3 separate regions of the Homo sapiens genome follow, and all the other regions are linked to region 2. A link is a contact called in ENCODE Hi-C or POLR2A ChIA-PET data. All regions are on one chromosome and are shown on one strand. Each heading gives the region's core, a stretch centred on a gene start or an enhancer-like site at or near the end of the contact. The rest is flanking DNA. Distances are from core to core; before and after follow the strand shown.

Region 1 (4,451 bases), core at 1,040-3,539, 280 kb after region 2:
TCAGGGGCCCAAAGTACAGAATTGTTCTTTGCTTTTTATTGAATGCTCCAAAGGCCAAACTTCTGGGGCTGGGGGTTGGTCTTGGAAACAGGGGTCCTCTGACTTCCTCATGGGGGCTTGCTCATACCGCCCCTCCTGGTGGATGTGTGTGTTTATTATGTGGAGTCCCTGCCACTTACTGCCTTATGACCTAGGACTGATGCTGTGGGGTGCTGGTGGAGCAGCTGATGTCGTGTTTACAGAGCAAGGCTTCCCTGTCTCCCACGGGGAGGGGCTCGGGCCTCTAGTCAGACATTCCTGCAGAGGGTCGGTGGAGGGGTCATTCACCTGCCCCTGCAGCAAGCAAAAGTTGTCTGTGGTGCCATTTGATTCCCTGACACTGCCCCCTGCTTGAATTGATTCCGAAGGGTAGGGTGGGAAGGTGAGCAAAGGGAGCAGAAACAAGGGAATTCAAGACCCAGAATGTAGGTGCCACTGCCTCCTATGTTTACAGGATCCTCCGTGGCCCTAGGCACCTGGGCTGCAGGAAGTGACTCCGTTCCACTCCTCCTTTATTCCCTTAAAAAGGGAAAAATGACTGTTACGACCCTGTTCACAAAACTCTTACTTTTGCTATTTTGTCTGCTGTCCAGAACTGAAGACTTTAAAATTTTGTTACTGTTTACAAGTCCAGATTCAAAAAATGTTTTTACTTTGTTTACAACTCAAAACTTTGAGTTTTACACTTTGTTTACAGTAGATAATTTTTTTTCCTTTGTTTCCAAGTGAAAGGTAGGGAAAGTGGGAGAGGGACTTGGAGGACCCACCTGTGAGGACCCTGACCTGGCCATCTTGAGGGGTTTTCTAACCCCCAGGTCTCCCAGGCCGAAGGTCAGCCTTGAGTCCCGTTTAACAGCAGATCCAGAAGACCTTGAGAGTAGGCGTCCTCTAACCACGGGGGAGAGTGGCTGTGCAGGGCTGGGGGGTGGTCTGTGCAGACACCTCCTCACCCACCACCCCATGCATACTCTTGGGAAGCAGCTTCCTGGGAGATTAGAAATTCTACTTCCCTGACTGGAGCTAAATCCCACCAGCCAGGACCCAAACTCTCCTTACCGAGAAGGACCCCAGCTCTTGAAGGGCTGAGTGGCCTGCTGGGGGTGGGAGGGTGTCTTTACTATGTCCTAGGTTTCGTAGATGCCCCTCTCTGGGGTTCCCCTCCTCCAGCCCAGCGGCCCTCTTTCCTGTCTGTGTAAATTGTTCCGTGAAGCCGCGCTCTGTTTTGGGAATAAACTTCTATAGAAAACAGTTGTTGCCTTTTCCTGTTGGGGGCTGGGGAGGTAGGATGGAAGCTGTGAATGATTCAAGCCAGACTGACCTTTGGGAGGAATCTGAGCCCCTCCCAAGAATATCCAGCTATTTTTAGCCCATTTCATGGCAGATCTCTTTCACCTTGAAATCTGGCCCCTCACTTTGTAATTGGGGCCTGATGTTGGAGCACAGGTGCTGAAAATAAGGTGCTAAGGAAAACCTCCCCGCTGGTCAAGGCAACGGCAACAGGACTTCCTAATTCTTCAGGGTCTGCAGCCCTGACCCGGCATTTTTTGCCCTCACCTGCGGTGAAACCAACCTGAGGAACTGCTCTTGCAGTTCCTGCCTTGCCCACCCAACAGCACTGACGCCCACCCAACAGCACTGACCCCCACCATTCTCCTCGGCGGCCCGCGCAGTAACCTTCTGGGAGCTACGTCCGGGCTGTGCTTAGTGCAGCGGAGGGGATCCTCCAACCATTTCTGGCCTGGGTGGCCAGAGTTAAAGGGGAGGACTTGGGGACCGTTGGCTCCGGGTCTCAAAGAGATGCGTAGTCGCAGAAAGCCTGCGGGTGGCGCTCTCAGCTGAAGGCAAGAGAGGCCCCACAGACCTGGATCCCCTACGAGTTAAGGCTGGGGTCACCGGCCAGTGGAGTTTCCTTTTCCCACTCCGTGAGCACCTTCCGCCGAGCCAGGACCTGGGATCAGCTCCAACCTACTCAGGGCCTGGGGGCGCGACTGCGGCCAGCCCGGCGCGGGTGCTTAGTTCCAGTTCTGCAGTCCCATCCAGCTCCGGGCAGAGGGCCGGGCGAGCAGCGAGAGGCCTCATAGGCCAGGTCGCCGGGGAGGAAGCGGTTAAATCCTCCTTCTCCAGTCTCTCCCCGCCCGGCGCGCGCCACTTAGGCCCCGCCCCAGCGCGCTGATTGGCCCAAGCCTCCCCGTCCTGCCCCGGGATTAGCCCCCGGGAGAGCGCAGCTGGCCTCACCCGGTCCCGGCGCCGCCTTCCGGAGCGTAGCGGCCTCTAGCTCGAGCAGCAGGAGCAGCCCGCACCGGACAACTTGCGAGCCATGGGGCTGGCGGATGCGTCGGGGTGAGTTCAGCGCACATTCCCGGTGGCCCCGCGCGAGCGCCTCGCTGGAGCAGGCATTCTCCGCTTGCGACGCCTCGCTGGAGCAGGCATTCTCCGCTTGCGACGCCTCGGTTTACCTCTGCTGATTTTCTGCAGGCGGCTGCCCCTCTGCAGCAAGGGGTGGGGGCGGGAGCCGGCGCGACCCCAGTCCCTTGGGCTGTGCGGAAAGCCGCTGGTGTGACGCCCGAGGGCCATCCCGGGCCACAGGGAGGCAGCTGCGTGCGGAGGAGCCCGGCCAGGAGATGTGCCGGCGGGGGTGCGTGGGGCACGGGAGTCCCTGGCAGCGGCCCGTGGACTAGCTGCTTTCAGCTGAGTCCCGAGTCCACCCAGCTCCACTGATCCCGGAGTGAGCGCTCCGGCCTTTCTGGCCCCAGTTGCCTTCCTACAGGGAGGGGCCAATGATCAAGGCTCCGCCCTCCAAACGCGGGTCCCAAGTTGTCGGGGGAGGGAGCCCTTTAAGAAGACCTGAGTGACTCACGTAGGAAAGGAGAGGGGGCTCTACGATCTCCTTGAGATAGCGGTCCCAAGAGTCTCTGAGGATCTTCCTTGCACCCACTCCACACTCCTCCAACAGTACAGCCAGGTTAGAGGCGCTTCCCAGGTGAGTTCCTGTCCCTCAAATGGGATCCTCTCCCCAGGTCAGGGCTTTTCCTAGATCAGAACTTTCCTGACTGGTGAAAGCTTCCCCAACAGGCTAGAGTTTTCCCCCAGGTAAGATCCTTCTGTGAGATCTATTCCCAGGTGACAGCTTTTCCCCATTCCACGTGGGAGCCTCGCCCGAGGTCAGAGCTTTCTCTATGGGAGAGTACCCCCCAGGTGAGAACCCTCTCCCTCTAGGTCTTTTCTTCCCATGTGAGATCTTTCTCTGACTTCAAGTAGGTGCCTCTGGGCAGAGGGAAGATTCCCCCTGTATCAGAACTTGCCAGGCTGATAAAGATTCCCTGGTAGGTCAGAGATCCCTCTAGGTGAGATTCCCCTTGAAAGCTTCTATTCCCAGGTGAGCTCTTTCCCCCACTTCAAGTGGGTACTTCCCTTTCCATGTGGGAGCCTCTCCCTCTAGGTGAGAGATTGCCACTCCAAGAGCAAGCTCCTTCTCAGGTGAGAGCCAGTCCTTGGCTTCCCCATAACAGGCCTGAGCCGTCTACAACCTGGACCCTGGGGCTGGAGGCCCAGGGGCAAGCTTGGCTCCAACACTTTCCTTCCCTTAGAGGGGAGGGTCTCATCTGAGGCCTGAGGCTTGGGAAAGGAGTTGCTTGAGGAGCTGGACCCCTGGTTTGCTGGACCCCTTCCCTGAGTGTGCTCTCAGCCAGCAGTGGGCTCCCGGGGCAGCTGGAGGAGGACCTGGGGACTGGAGAGGGACTGGGTGGGGGAGGGAGCAGCCTGGGACCTGGACTGGTAGAACACTCAGCACTGGGCTGCCACATCTCGGCTGGAGGTATAGCTAGTGCTCATCCTGCAGTCCCTACTTGGGGGACTTTGTCCTAGAAAGAGGCTTTCTCACCAGCCAAAGTTCAGGTACTGCCCCTGTCTGAGTTTGGACATGTGGCCCACAGATGCCAGCTGGGGGCTGGAATACTGTACCTTGATCTTAGGGCCTGGAAAAATCAGGTAGGTAACTCTCTGGTCCTAGGTGGAGGTGTAGGGGAGGTTGGGCCAGGGATGCCTTCACTGTGTCTCTCTGGTCTTGCCACCCCAGACCGAGGGACACACAGGCACTGCTGTCTGCAACACAAGCAATGGACCTGCGGAGGCGAGACTACCACATGGAACGGCCGCTGCTGAACCAGGAGCATTTGGAGGAGCTGGGGCGCTGGGGCTCAGCACCTAGGACCCACCAGTGGCGGACCTGGTTGCAGTAAGGCCAAGATTGGGGCCTGGGGGCGCTGGCGGGGCCCAGGTAGCCCCTGTTCCTGACACCTACCCCTCATATCATGTCCCTAGGTGCTCCCGTGCTCGGGCCTATGCCCTTCTGCTCCAACACCTCCCGGTTTTGGTCTGGTTACCCCGGTATCCTGTGCGTGACTGGCTCCTGG
Region 2 (3,838 bases), core at 489-2,988:
GGAGGCTGCAGTGAACCGAGACTGCACCACTGCACTCCAGCCTGGGCAACACAGTGAGACTCCGTGTCAAAAAAAAAAAAAAAAAAAGAAATTGCTCACAGGCTTCTCACCAACCAAATATTTAGGTGGGGAAAACTCCAGGCTCCTCCAAAAAAAAAAGAGAGAGAACTCCATTTCATACTAAATGTTCTAGGTGCACATTTAAATGAAAATTTAATTTTTAATCATCTCAAAGTTAAATATCCGAATTCTACTTGAAAAAGTGGGCCGGGCACTTTTTCAAAAAAAATTTTTTTAAAGGTCATGCACAGTGGCTCACGCCTGTAATCCCAGCACTTTAGGAGGTCAAACCGGGAGGATAGCTTGAGCCCAGCAGTTCAAGACCAGCTTAGGCAACCTATTAAGATCACGTATCCACAAAAAATTTTACAAATTAGCCAGGTGTGGTGGTACGTGCCTGTGGTCCCAGCTACTTAGGAGGCTAAGAAAGGAGGATCACTTGAGCCCAGAAAGTCGGGGCTGCAGTTAGCTGTGATCGCCGCCACTGCACTCCAGCCTGGTGACAGCAACTTTGTCCCGCCCACCAAAAAAAAAAAAAAAAAAAATTTCCTCCAGAGCCAAAGTCACATGTTCAGGGGACCTAACAACCAACCATCCTGGGCTTGCCCACCACGCACAGAACACGTAAGTTTTAGTGAGTCTGAAGACGTTTACTCCAGATATGATCACTAGCGCTGAATTCAGGTCATTTACTAACTACACCTCCGAAGAAAAACGACTTGGCACAAAACTAGAAATCAGCAATTTCGTTTCAAAATCCTACACTTTGTATCTGTCTTTTCTAATACGGTGACCACTAGCCACATGTGGTTATTTAAATTTAATTACACTTAAAAAGTAAGTAAAATTTAAAATTTAGTTTCTCAGGTGCACTAGCCTACAGGTCAAATGCTTAACGGCCACGTGTGGCTAGTAGCTACCATGCTGAACAGCAAAGGTAAAGAACATGTCGCTATGACAGAAAGTTCTATGGGACCAGGCAATGAACAGTACTAAGGAGAAGTCATCCAAGAACGCGGCTGCCCAACCAGCTTCTGGCGAGGCGGCGGCACAGCTCCGGGGCCGCACATCCCTAGGGGCGCCGCGGGCTCCGGGATATTCGCGCGGACGCGGAGCCCGCGAGCTGGGGATACCCTCCACAGGCGGGCGTTAAACCGCGCGGGCAGCGCTGCGAGAGCTCCCAAAGATGACTCGAGTGGTGAGCCCCGAGGCGGCGCGTTTCCCCGCCGCGCCAGACAGGGAGAGAGGGCCTAGATGTGCCGGCGCCGGTTGGTCAGAGGCGGTGGCCTCTGACCTTTCCGAGAGCTGAGAAGGCGGCGGGAGGAAAAAAGGCAGACACACGCTGGGCGCCCGGCCGCTGACGGCGGGTAATGCTCGGACAACGTGCCGGCGACGGGGAGCGCCCGGGCCTCCCGGGCGACGGCGAAGGCGGAGTCCCGGCCCGGCCAGGGAGGCGCGCGGAGAGGCCCCCCCAGCGGCCAGCCAAGGTAAACAAGGCCGTGACGTGCGCCGCGCACTTACCGGGAGCTGCGGCCTCGCGGCCGCTGAGCCCGAACAAGCCAGACCGGGTCAGGCCGGGCCAGAGGGACCGGATTGGGGCGAAGCGGCAGCGGAGGCGGCGGGCCGACGCCGGTCAAGCCCGCGCTGCTTCCTCCAGAAGAGTCGTCCCCACAGCTCCGGAAGTGCTTGGCGCCGTTGCGTCACTTCCGGATCGGGGTCGACCCACGGTCGCTCGGGTCGCGACAGGCTCCCGGCTAGAGGGCCTGTTTAGCGCCGCCTCCTTGAAACTTAGCGCTCTGACCCAGAGTCTGACCAGGGTACGGCAGGCGCCGACCGCGTCTGGAGCCACTATTCGCCTACCAGCGTCTCCCGTCGAGATGTTTTTAACCAGCGCGTTTCTCACCGGCTTCTCATTTCACTGTTTGTACTCCGGGATCGGGCACGGAGAAGACATCCTGGCGTCAGTGGAGCAGATAACCATTGTTTCTCGGCCGCTATCTGGTCAGAGGGGAGCTGGGCCGGGAAATTCTGCCTACACCCCGAGGCGGTCGCAGGGTGGCCCCAGAGCCGCAACCACACCAGGCTTTCGCTTCCCCTGCCGAGGCCTCGTTCGCCGCGCAGTTCTCCGACTTACGGTCACCGTGCAAGATTGCATCTTAACTGCCTTGCTTGCAGTTTCTTTTCACAGTATAGGAGTTGTCATCATGACTTCCAGTTACCTTCTGGGACCGGTTGTCAAATGATGTGGCTAGAGACGGAGGCTCACTCAGATTGTTGCTGCACCACAATGGAAATGCCAGTATGAAGCCGCTGATGTTAGGAAGGCTCCAGGTTGTGCAATTCCATAGACAACAAATCAAATCATTTCCAACCATACTGGAGTCGCGTATATACATATTCAAGACACCTGTGCAGGCCGGGCGCGGTGGCTCAAGCCTGTAATCCCAGCACTTTGGGAGGCCGAGGCGAGTGGATCACGAGGTCAGGAGATCGAGACCATCCTGGCTAACACGGTGAAACCCCGTCTGTACTAAAAGTACAAAAAAATTAGCCGGACGTGGTGGCGGGCGCCTGTAGTCCCAGCTACTCGGGAGGCTGAGGCAGGAGAATGGCGTGAACCCGGGAGGCGGAGCTTGCAGTGAGTCGAGATGGCGCCACTGCACTCCAGCCTGGGCGACAGAGCGAGACTCTGTCTCAAAATAAAATAAAATAAAATAAAAAATAAAACAAATAAAGACACCTGTGCTGGCTGGTCGCTGTGGCTCATGCCTGTAATCCCTGCACTTTGGGAAGCCGAGGTGGGAGGATCGCTTGAGCCCAAGAATTTGATGTAGTGAGACCCCCCTCCTTTCTACAAAAAAATTAAAAATTAGCTGGGCGAGGTGGCACACACCTGTGCATCCCAGCTACTCAGGGGGCTGAGGTGATATAGGATCGCTTGAGCCGAGGAGGTCGAGGCTGCAGAGTGCCAAGATCGCACCACTGCAGTCCAGCATCGGTGATAGAAGGAGACCCTGTCTCAAAACAACAATAACAAACCATACAATGTAGAAAGCCATTAAAAATCATGCCGCGTGGCCGGGCACCGTGGCTCACGCCTGTAATCCCAGCACGTTGGGAGGCCGGAGCCGGCAGATCACGAGGTCAGGAATTCGAGACTGGCCTGACCAGCATGGTGAAACCCTGTCTCTACTAAAAATTTACAAAATTTGCCGGGCGTGATGGTGGGCGCCTGTAGTCCCAGCTACTCGGGAGGCTGAGGCAGGAGAATTGCTTGAACTCGGCAGGCGGAGGTTGCAGCGAGCAGAGATCGCGCCACTGCACTCCAGCCTGGGGGACAGAGCGAGACTCTGTCTCAAACAACAACAACAACAAAAACCTTGTCGGGTGGACTGCTCTGCCTATGGAGTAGCAATTACTTTTTTTTTTTTTTTTTTGAGACGGAGTCTCGCTCTGTCGCCCAGGCTGGAGTGCAGTGAGAGAGCCGCTATCTCCGCTCACTTCAACCTCCGCTTCCTGGGTTCAAGTGATTCTCCTGCCTCAGTCTCCCGAGTAGCTGGGACTACAGGCGCGCACCACCGCGCCCAGCTAATTTTTTTTTTTTTTTTTTTTTTTTGACGGAGTCTCTCTCTGTTGCCCAGGCTGGAGTGCAGTGGCGCGATCTAGGCTCACTGCAAGCTCCGCCTCCCGGGTTCACGCCATTCTCCTGCCTCAGCTTCCCGAGTAGCTGGGACTACAGGCGCCCGCCACCACGCCTAATTTTTTTTGTATTTTTAGT
Region 3 (4,383 bases), core at 1,343-3,842, 360 kb before region 2:
TATTGTGTCAAGCACAGACTGTGTGAACTGGCCTTGGGCACCTTCTCTGTTGCCCTTTCCCATGATCCTCACCACCACTTTGTGCAGTCAATGCTATAGTGAGGAAACTGAGGCTGAAGTGTTAAACACCTTACCTAAAACCACACAGTAAGTTGACACTGGATATCAGATCTCCATTGGGTTCTGTAGTTTCTGAGAGTCTGGGTGGAGCAGGAACTGGGCTGGGATTGCTGTAATAAACACATCCTGCTTGGGAATAGTGTAAAGTCAAGACAAGAAGCATTGCCTCTGGGAAATGCTTGAATCATTGTGGGAAACTGTTACCTAACCACAGACTCTGGACTCCTAGTTTTAGAGAAAGATAAATTTTTTTTTTTTTGGATATGGAGACTAAGGTATGTTGTTCACATCCCAGCTCTGCAAACCCAAACACCCAATGTTCCTCTAACTGGGATTATTCTGTAGGCTCCCGAGGCACTAAGCATTCTGTTGATGTTAGTAGCCACCTGCCTAGATGCAATGGGGGAGACTGACTTGGCATGTCCTTGTGAGAGCTATTGTTTTGCTTAAATCTTAGAAGTTTCAGCTCCTTTTATGGGTTCCCTGGTTTTGGATTATTGCACATAGCCATCCTGAAGATTGGCACTGAATAGCTCTGTTTTTTCTATTAGTTTCCCAAAATTATAGTTTAAAATCTTGGTCCCTGACAGCTCCATTTTTAGCCTTTTGATCCTTTTTGAGAAGGAACAGATTAGAAAAGAAGGTGAGTTGTTTTTTGGTTGTTAAGACACACACTGTAAACTTTTTTAATTTCAGGGGTTTTGTTTTGGGGATTTTTGTGTTTATTTAGTGCAAGCCTAATAAGCTAGCCAGATTAATTCTCTGGAGACCGCTAGAGTATTTTCTTTGTTGACTTGGCAGACACTGCATATGCGAAGAACAAACTGAATGGTAAATGGTATTACTTTGATGATAGCAACGTGTCCCTGGCCTCTGAGGATCAGATAGTGGTGAGTAGGCCATGATATGTGGTTCTTCCTCATGTCGTTATGGATTAAAGCTGGGAAGAGCCTCTATCAGGCTAGTTGGTTATTTCATCATCCTGATGTGATAGTGGGAGCTAGGTGTGACAGAGCTGGCTGGCATTCCTTCAGGGACCTTCATAAATGAGAAGCTCAGCTCTCCTCAGAGTTCTCTGCACAAGGCTCCTTCCATTTCCTGCTGCCTGGCAGGGGCAGCCATCCTCAGGTGGAAGGGTCTCCTCTGTGTGGATATGGCAGATCCTTGAGGGTTTTGGACAGCTAGAGAAAAGCTGGGGAAAATGGGTGATTTTTCCAAGCACTGAATGGTCTTTCCCCCTCTTGTATTTCAGACTAAAGCAGCTTATGTGCTATTTTACCAACGTCGAGATGATGAATTTTATAAGACACCTTCACTTAGCAGTTCTGGTTCCTCTGATGGAGGGACACGACCAAGCAGCTCTCAGCAGGGCTTTGGGGATGATGAGGCTTGCAGCATGGACACCAACTAATGCTGACTCCACGATCCTGCCACCCTGTAGCGCCAGTGTAATCCCCCAGGAGAACATCTTTGACACTCTGCAGACTGCTAGTGTTCTGTCTAAAAACCAGACAAGGAAATACCCTTCTTTTATGAGCAGAAGGAAACAAAAAAAAAAAAAGAAGACCGTTTACCTAGAAGAAGCTATGTCAAGAGGCTGAATTATTTTTATTTTTAAACAGGTGGTGAGAAATTTCTGTGAAACCTGTGAAGCTGAAAAGGGGGTGGGATGGGGGTACTCAATGGAGTATGTCTGATGGATCCCGAAGAATGGAGAGGAACACAGGCGCTGAGTATGGAGCAGCCTGGAGACCCACCCCACCTGCAGGGCTGCCCTGAGCGCCTGGATTTCTGGTTCTGATGCCAATACTAGTCACCCCAAGTAGTCTGCTCACAGTAACCCAAACCTCAAGTAAACTCCCCTTTCCCTCGCTATGTGCACTGATATGGGTTTATAATTTTCTGAAAGTTACCCACTGAAGCCCATTTCTCCGTTGAGTCATCTTGTAATTTCCAGCTTTCTCCCCGCTAAGGAAGATATCTAGTGTTGGGGATCCTGGCCCCTCAACCTCCTGTGGAACCCAGCAGTTCTGTTATATCCCCTGCTACCCTAGATGAATTAAGACGGTTAAATACTGTGTGGAACTTTTATTAGATAACACACTTTTTATTAGATAACGCTTAAAGGAAGTCAGTACATAAAACTGCCCGGTGCTGTGTCCCGTCTAGTTGTTTCCATGTTGGCTTGAGAACAGAAATCTTTGTGGGAGTTAGCCGGGAAAGGGCTCCAGTTCATGGCGATTTAGGGTAGTAATACATTTTGGTGTTACCCAGATGCTTTCTAGAACGGGTTCTTTCCTCATCCCTGCCAAGACTCTTCCCGGGGCCCCCATTCGAAAGCCCCGTCCCCACTCCCACCGCGGGGCCAGCCGCTGCGTGTGGGCAAGGCCTTAAGGAACCGGACGTATGGGTCCGGGATTTTTTGTCTGACCTTCAACCTAATCCGTGGGGGTTTGGGGCCTGCGCGGGGCACGCGCATGCGATGACCGTTGGATGGGTCGGCGTCACTGCGCTGCGGGTGAGGACAAGGACGTGGCTGCCGACTCGCCAAAGGGGGGGTGCCGGTAGGGCCAGCGGCCTGGGAGCCGCGGTGGGGCGGGAGGCAGCGGCGGGGCGGGCCAGGAAGCTGTGGGAAGTGGGGCGGGGCGTCTTTGGGGCTTCTGGCAGATGGCGGGTTCCTCCGCGAGAGCCGAGAACCGCCTACTCCAGGAGGAAAGCCCGAGGGTTGTGGGTCCTGCTATAGCCAGGGCCAAGCTCCAGGAAATCGTGGCCATTCAGGGGTAGTTTGCAGCCTCATTTGTAACATTATTGTGTTGTCCTGTGCATTTCCAATGCATTACATAAAGACATGGTCGCTTTTAGGAGAAATGTCTGAAAAACTAAGAAGATGCAGAAAGGAACTGACTGCAGCCATTGACCGGGCCTTTGAAGGAGTTAGTTATTCCCAGGAGTGCACAGGCCAGCAGAGGCTGGAACTGAGCGCCGCGCCGCTCTCCTTCTCGCTGCCCGTGCACAGGCTCCTCTGCAGAAGACATCCTCTGGCAGCCTGCTCTTCTGCTGCTCCTTTTGCTGCTGTCCCATGTGCTCCTGAGAATGAGAACCCTGCCTTTGCAACAAACCATGCCCCGGTAAATGCAAAACCACATGCTCTGTGCCCCGAGAGAAAACCTCTAACCAGCAAGGAAAATGTATTGATGCATTCCTCCATTTTGGCACCTGAAAGAGAGTCTTGGAGAACTGCAGGAGAGGGGGAAAACTGGAGAAAAGAAAATTTAAGGTGATTCTAATTTTGATGGTTTAACAGCTACAATTAAGGGGATTCTTGTTTCTGAAAAAGTTGTTGAAGATCCTAGATTTAGTTCATGACAGTGCTCTTGCCTCCTCTTGGCAGCTCTGTGACTGCATTTGGGGAGTTGACAGACATTCTTCAGAATCTGGCCTAGGAAACAGTTATATTTTGTGTATATGTTCCAGTTGAGGGGCTAGTTGTCAATCGTTGATGTCAAAAACCAGTCATGGAAACCACTTTGCAGTACCCAAAGGGGTAGTGGATGTAAAATAACCGGGTTTTAAAAATAACCTTATTTTTTAAGTTGCAGAAACAAAAGTCTTAATTCCATCTTAACTCCTGTGTTTGAATCTGGACACTGGGGCCTTTGATACCCTCCTTTGCCCACATTAGGGAGAGGCTTAATTGAAGGCTGGGCCCTACTTCCTGGCTTCATCTTTGCCTCTGCTCCCCGCTCTTACCCCAGATCTTTTTGGACCATCACCAGGTCTCTTCTAGACTTTTTCTTCTCCCGAGTAACTTGAAATTGCCTGGTCCCAGGCACCTTGACTTGGAGAAGGGATGAATGTATGAGATGAAACTTCAGGCCGGGCGCGGTGGCTCACACTTGTAATCCCAGCACTTTGGGAGGCCGAGGCGGGCAGATCACGAGGTCAGGAGATCGAGACCATCCTGGCTAACACGGTGAAACTCTGTCTCTACTAAAAATACAAAAAATTAGCCGGGCGTGGTGGCGGGCGCCTGTAGTCCCAGCTACTCGGGAGGCTGAGGCAGGAGAATGGCATGAACCCGGGAGGCGGAGCTTGCAGTGAGCCGAGATCACGCCACTGCACTCCAGCCTGGGCGACAGAGCGAGACTCCGTATCAAAAAAAAAAAAAAAAAAAAAAAAAAAAACTTCAAAGTTCTGCCATCTTGGCTGCTTCATAGGAAGGGGATAAAGAGGCCATTTAATTGGTTCAACTCCACAAGAATT

What was found. A loop is a pair of places that touch in the nucleus more often than their neighbours do. ChIA-PET counts read pairs that join two places held with the same protein, here RNA polymerase II (POLR2A). Pooled maps may share reads with other maps.
Region 1: a pooled map shows a loop between it and region 2 (12-fold over the local background). The contact joins the promoter of SLC26A6 here to the promoter of ARIH2 in region 2. A Hi-C loop is called at or near these places in 2 of 37 single-sample maps with no recorded cell type and 10 of 50 pooled maps. POLR2A ChIA-PET finds 5 or more read pairs at or near these places in 3 of 52 experiments (HepG2, WTC11 and activated T-cell).
Region 3: a pooled map shows a loop between it and region 2 (4-fold over the local background). The contact joins the promoter of C3orf62 here to the promoter of ARIH2 in region 2. A Hi-C loop is called at or near these places in 3 of 50 pooled maps. POLR2A ChIA-PET finds 5 or more read pairs at or near these places in 2 of 52 experiments (OCI-LY7 and activated CD4-positive, alpha-beta T cell).

What each region holds. Positions count from the first base shown.
Region 1 is chr3:48,633,299-48,637,749 of GRCh38, reverse strand. SLC26A6 (solute carrier family 26 member 6) reads left to right here and starts at 2,289. Exons shown (of 21, transcript NM_022911.3): 1 at 2,289-2,379; 2 at 4,115-4,273; 3 at 4,360-4,451. The coding sequence starts at 2,357. CELSR3 (cadherin EGF LAG seven-pass G-type receptor 3) reads left to right here. Exons shown (of 35, transcript NM_001407.3): 35 at 1-1,287. It overlaps MIR6824 (microRNA 6824), which reads left to right and starts at 4,052; the gene lies at 4,052-4,114. RefSeq lists silencers at 2,081-2,360, 2,751-2,850.
Region 2 is chr3:48,916,742-48,920,579 of GRCh38, reverse strand. ARIH2 (ariadne RBR E3 ubiquitin protein ligase 2) reads right to left here and starts at 1,738. Exons shown (of 16, transcript NM_006321.4): 1 at 1,582-1,738. ARIH2OS (ARIH2 opposite strand lncRNA) reads left to right here and starts at 1,195. Exons shown (of 1, transcript NR_161301.1): 1 at 1,195-2,792. RefSeq lists enhancers at 608-1,358, 1,359-2,110, 1,836-2,305, 2,111-2,861 and silencers at 1,416-1,495, 1,566-1,665.
Region 3 is chr3:49,275,441-49,279,823 of GRCh38, reverse strand. It overlaps C3orf62 (chromosome 3 open reading frame 62), which reads left to right and starts at 2,592. Exons shown (of 3, transcript NM_198562.3): 1 at 2,592-3,397. The coding sequence starts at 2,952. USP4 (ubiquitin specific peptidase 4) reads left to right here. Exons shown (of 22, transcript NM_003363.4): 21 at 922-1,010; 22 at 1,373-2,680. The coding sequence ends at 1,531. RefSeq lists a silencer at 2,569-2,768 and an enhancer at 2,909-2,978.